Regions from separate parts of the Mus musculus genome. Here region 2 is linked to region 1. The links are chromatin loops, found by intact Hi-C in ENCODE. Cell type or tissue: gastrocnemius. All regions are shown on one strand. Links, peaks and the distances in the headings refer to the core of each region. The heading gives the core; the rest is flanking DNA.

Region 1 (2,813 bases), core at 5-2,504:
TCTGCCTCTCTTGAGCGATTCTACCAGAGTCCTCTGAAGACTGCTAGAACATGGAGGTAGCCCGACGACCCAGCTCCAGGTCTCCCAGCTGACGTTCTTCTTTCCTACATTAAATCTGGACCTAATCTTGTCACTCAGTACTGCTACAGCACCTCCTCATTTTTGTTTTGAGACAGGGTCTTTTATGTAGCCCCGGATATATTGGAATTTATTTCGTAAACCAGGCTGGCCTACAATTTACAGATCTGTCTGCCTCTGCCTCCTGAGTGCTGGGATTAAAGATGTGTAGCACATGCCCGGCCCAAGTGAGACTTAAAAATCTTTTAAAATTTCATTATGTCATTTATGTGTTTGTATGTGTGTGCAGTGTGTGTATATGTTTATGTTTGTTGTGTCACTGTGGAAGCCAGAGGTCAGTGTTGGGCAGCTTCCTTTTTTGCTCTTGGAGGCAAAGGCAGGAAGTTGCAGAGTTCAAGGCCATCCTTGACAACATAGTGAGTAGTCAAATGTGGTCCAGCAAGAGGGCTCAGCAGGTAAAGGTGCTTGCTGTCAAGTCTGAAGACCTGAGTTTGATCCCTGGGACCCAACTGTTAGAAGCAGAGAGCTGACTGACTCCCAGAAACTCTCAGGCTTCCATGTGTCCCATTCCATACTAATATATAAGACATTTTAAGAGTGCTTGGAGAGGGCTGGTGAGATGGCTCAGTGAGTAAGAGCACCCGACTGCTCTCCGAAGGTCTGGAGTTCAAATCCCAGCAACCACATGGTGGCTCACAACCATTCTAATGAGATCTGACTCCTTCTTCTGGAGTGTCTGAAGACAGCTACAGTGTACTTACATATAAATAAATAAATCTTAAAAAAAAAAAAAGAGTGCTTGCAGAAACTCAACCTTCTGTGCCTCCCGCCACAGCCCAGAGCTATTTTTCTTACCTTGTTGGTGAGACTGGACCTCTCTCATCTCCAGGTCGTGGGTCAGCTCTAGGGAAGAGAGAATAGAGGAGTTTGTGTGTGCACAAGTAGGTGTGCATGTCAGATAAAAAAATCAGAACTCCATTAAAGAAGAACAGATCCATAGGCATCAACTACACCACCGCCTACAACTACCTACAACAACTACCTTACATCCCAGCCAGGGAAAGAGCCCTACTAAAGGCAGAGCCTAGGCCTGGGTTTCTAGGCCCAGGGATCTTTCCAGCAAAGGTTTTGTTCCTAGGATGGGGAACAGAGACCACCTCTGTGGACAGAAGAGCCTGTCTTGTTTTGGGGATGAGGGAGTATTTGCCTGTTTTAAGGGATGATATGACGCCAGTTTAGATGGTTGTGGAGGACTCTTGTAAACACAGGGTCGTGGCTCATGCAAGCTTAGTTGACTGATGAATGCCACAATGCCAAGAAATGCTTAGGAGGCAACAGAAATAGGCAGGAGCTATTCATGTGACACTAATTTCATGGCCAGGATTGTACTTGTATTACCGCCTGAAGATCTCTGTAGTTTCCCAAACCCCATTTGACCACCAGGCAAGAAGGGCTCAAGGAGAACAGTGCCATCTAGTGGTGGACAATATACCAGCCTTTGGTTTGGTGTTGCAGGGGAGGGGCTCCTCAGGGGCACCAAGCTAAGGAATGCCATCACCAAGGTCTCTGGCATAGGAACAAGTTCTTCCTGGGCACCCAAAAAGAACTTATTTTCCTTATACTTATTCTTTGGTGCCCCCAATGCCTCATCTCTCAGAGCAACTGTGTGATAGCAATTTTCAGCCCCAACTCCCAGAGCTTAGAACAACAAGGGTTCAGGGGTTTACAGCTCAGTGACAGACAGATGCTTAGAACTTCTGCTCTGGGTTCCAGTTTGGACATGACTGGGGATAGTATGCAGGGAAAAGGACAGCAGGGAGCCGGGAGTCAAGAGGGCCTACTAGGAGCACTTGCATGTACCTTCAGGGATAAAGGTGTTTTTTTTTTTTTTTTTTTTTTTAAAGAATTATTTATTTTATGTGATGAATAAACTGTAGCTGTCTTCAGACACACCAGAAGAGGGTATCAGATTTCATTACAGATGGTTGTGAGTCACCATGTGGTTGCTGGGAATTGAACTCAGGACCTCTGGAAGAGCAATCAGTGCTCTTAACTGCTGAGCCATTTCTCCAGCCCCCCAGGGATAAAGTTTCGAGCCCGAAGAAAGTGGCACATCTCTGGGAGTAGTGCCCAGCATACCTACAGTCAGGCTTGTGCCCTTGGCCTACCCTTCCTCTATCCTCAAAATGCTCTTAGGGACCAGAGTTTGCTAGAACTGTATTCTCTGGGGAGGCCACTTGTTGCTGGGACACAAGAGAGTACCTTAGCTATGGCCGGAGCCTGAACCTTCTCCCTGGGGCCACTGGGAGCCCTCTGATGCCTCTACCCTTAGGACTCTTGGGGACCAACTTGCCCTTCCTCCAAGGCCTATGAAATGGCCTAAGGGACCTTGGCTTTGCCACTAACTTCTCTAGGGCGGTTTTCTTTCAACCATTAACCACAGGGCTTAAGATTTGGAGACAGAACCCCAAGTAGGACCCACTCCCCCATTTTTTTTCTTTTTTTGAGATGTGTTATGGTTTGAATATGCTTTGCCCAGGGAGTGGCCTTGTTGGAGTAGGTGTGGCCATGTTGAGGTAGGTGTGTCACTGTGGGTGTGGGCTTTAAGACCCTCATCCTAGCTGCTTGGAGGTCAGTATTCTGCTAGCAGCCTTCAGATGAAGATGAAGAACTCTCAGCGCCTCCTGTATCATGCCTGTCTGGATGCTGCCATGTTCCCACCTTGATGATAATGG
Region 2 (2,813 bases), core at 13-2,512, 180 kb before region 1:
TTGCCTACATGACTAATGACCACTCTTCTCTTGTGGGGGCTGAGGGGGCGGTAACTTTGACAGGAGCCAGGGTCCAGGAGACATGAGAGAACTCCTTCTGTCCCATGTAGGTGAATTATCACCACCGGGTCCCGGAGTTCAACATCTCAGCTTGACTGGATGGATACCAGCCTGTCTGTGTATTAGCCCAATGCCCCACAATCATGTGGTTGCTGGGAATTGAACTCAGGACTTCTGGAAGAGTAGTCAGTGCTTTTTTTTTTTTTTTTCCCATTTTTTATTAGGTATTTAGCTCATTTACATTTCCAATGCTATACCAAAAGTCCCCCATACCCACCCACCCCCACTCCCCTACCCACCCACTCCCCCTTTTTGGCCCTGGCGTTCCCCTGTACTGGGGCATATAAAGTTTGCGTGTCCAATGGGCCTCTCTTTCCAGTGATGGCCGATTAGGCCATCTTTTGATACATATGCAGCTAGAGTCAAGAGCTCCGGGGTACTGGTTAGTTCATAATGTTGTTCCACCTATAGGGTTGCAGATCCCTTTAGCTCCTTGGCTACTTTCTCTAGCTCCTCTAGTCAGTGCTCTTAACTGCTGATCCATCTCTCCAGCTCCCAAATTGATGTTCACCCCCAAATTCCAGCTGTCAACCCTGAGACATGTGCTTAGAATCCTTCAAATATCTGTCTTGAAAAATCTATGAAGGGGCTGGGCAAGATGGCTCAGCAGCTAAGAGGACTGTGTTCCCTTTCAGAGGAGCCAGGATCAATTCCCAGCAACCACATGGCAACTGATTGTAACTCTAGTTCCAAGAGATCTGACAATCTTACACCAATGCACATAAAATAAAATTAAATAAATTATTTAAAAGAGGGGGAAGGAGTTGGAGAGATGGTTCAGTGGTTAAGAGCAGTAGCTGCTCTTCCAGAGGTCCTGAGTTCAATTCCCAGAAACCACATGGTGGCTCACCATCTGTATCAGAAGAGGGATCTGATGCCCTCTTCTGGTATATCTGAAGACAGCTACATTGTATTTATATATATTAAATAATATTTCTAAAAAAGAGACATAGAAAGGATGTGTTCTCAGTGGTGTGAGCTGTGAGACCACAAGAACCATAATCCATTAAAAAAGAAAATCTATGAAGGGGCCTGTCTAGTTGATTCAGCAAGTACAGGTAGCGCTCCACAAGCCTGACTATGGGGTAAAGGGGGGGGGGAGCTCAAGTTGGAAGAGAGGACTGGCTCCAACAAGTTTTCCTCTGACCCCATATACATATACATGCATGTGCTCACCAACAATATATATACATATGTATACACACACACATATATAATGTTAAAGATTTGTGTGGGTATGTCTATGTGAATTTATGTGTTACCACATGTATGCAGGTGCTTTGGGGCCAGAGGATGTCAGAGCATTAGAAAATGGAATTATAAAGACAGTTGTGAGCCGCCTCATTTGGATGTTAGGAGTCAAATCTTGGGAAAAACAGTCGTGGTGTTAACTGCTGAGCTACCTCTCTAATCTCAATAAATAAAAACATTTTTCTAAGAAAGAAAATCTAAAGCGAACTTGGTGTATGCCTTTAATCCTAGCACTCAGGAGGCAAGGTCAGCCTGTTTAACATAGCAAGCCAGGCCATCCGAGGCTGCATAGTGAGACTATGTCTCAATTAAAAAACAAAAACAAACCTAAAAACCAAAACCACCAGGGCTGTAGAGATGGCTGAGGAGTTAAGAGGAGATGCTACTCTTTCTGAGGAGTTCAACTCCCTACCTTAAAAGGCTCACAACTGCCTGTAACCCCTGCTCCTGGGTATCTGATTCCTCTGGCCTTTGTGGGCACATTCCCTTTTGTACACATAACTCCCAACACACATAGTTAAAAATAAATCCTAAAACAAAACAAAATCTATAGAGTATAGCCAGAAAACACAAAAAAAAAACCCACAAATTTTTATTTTAAATCATTCCATCTAATCATAAAAGCCTTGTTAATAAGCTATATGGGGTAGCCCAGGCTAAGGGAAATGCCTTGCATGTATGCATGTACTTCTTTCTATATGCATGCTGGTGCCCATGGCGACTAAAAGGTGTGGGTTTCCCTACAATGAAACGTACAGGTGTTTGTGAGCTGTTACATGGGTGCTGGGAACCTAACCCAGGTCCTCTGAGAGAACAATAAGCACTTGCAACCACTGAGCACTTGACTCCCCCAGCCCTGTGAATACTTTATAAACCAGTATTGCTTCCTGGGCAATGTTCATATCAACAGTACACAGTTTACTACAACTATGTGTCACTCTCTACCGTATCCTTCACCAACATCAAACTTCCTGAAGGCAAAATAGAGCTAATGCCCCACCTTGCAGAATTAGAGACCTGGGGAAAGGGGCTCTAAAAGGGACTTGTCAGCCATTCTATGGAGAACAGCCTTACACTGCTTCCCCATGTCCTCATCAGTCAGAAATGTTGACACAAAAATTCTACCAACATTAGCACTGTCTTTTTGTTGCTAAAATGAGTCCAGACAACAGCAGTGGGCTTAGTGTTAGCACTTGAATTGCTTGAATTAGAATTTTCAGCATTCAGCACCAACAGAAACAAGTTAAGAGGCCTAAGATAAGAGAAATCACAAGTTACCATAGGAACTTGCACATCACGCTAAACGGCAGGCTGGAGATGGGGAAGTAGGTCAGTGTTTCTGCTTAACCAGGTCTACTCCATGTCTTCCTCTCCAGACTGAAAGAGCATTCTCCTCCTGCCCGCTCCCTAACAAGATCAAGAAAGGAGTGTCAGGTGAGCTT

The links. Peaks named below come from ENCODE experiments on the same cell type or tissue, not always from the same donor. Only the 100,000 strongest peaks of a DNase experiment are listed, where the experiment ranks them.
Region 2: a loop joins it to region 1, with 4 times the contacts of the local background. A loop is called at or near these places in 9 of 42 quality-filtered maps.

Annotation. Positions count from the first base shown.
Region 1 is chr11:74,633,409-74,636,221 of GRCm38, reverse strand. Ccdc92b (coiled-coil domain containing 92B) reads right to left here. Exons shown (of 4, transcript NM_001013784.1): 3 at 934-981. Among named protein-coding and RNA genes, the nearest start is that of Gm50590, 14 kb to the right of the region's middle. In gastrocnemius, for the core only: a CTCF peak has its summit at 1,562 (motif pointing left); a DNase peak (open chromatin) is centred at 1,559.
Region 2 is chr11:74,808,494-74,811,306 of GRCm38, reverse strand. All of the region lies in intron 8 of Mettl16 (methyltransferase like 16), which reads right to left. Among named protein-coding and RNA genes, the nearest start is that of Mnt, 21 kb to the left of the region's middle. In gastrocnemius, for the core only: a CTCF peak has its summit at 1,010 (motif pointing left); no DNase peak of the experiment used is centred there.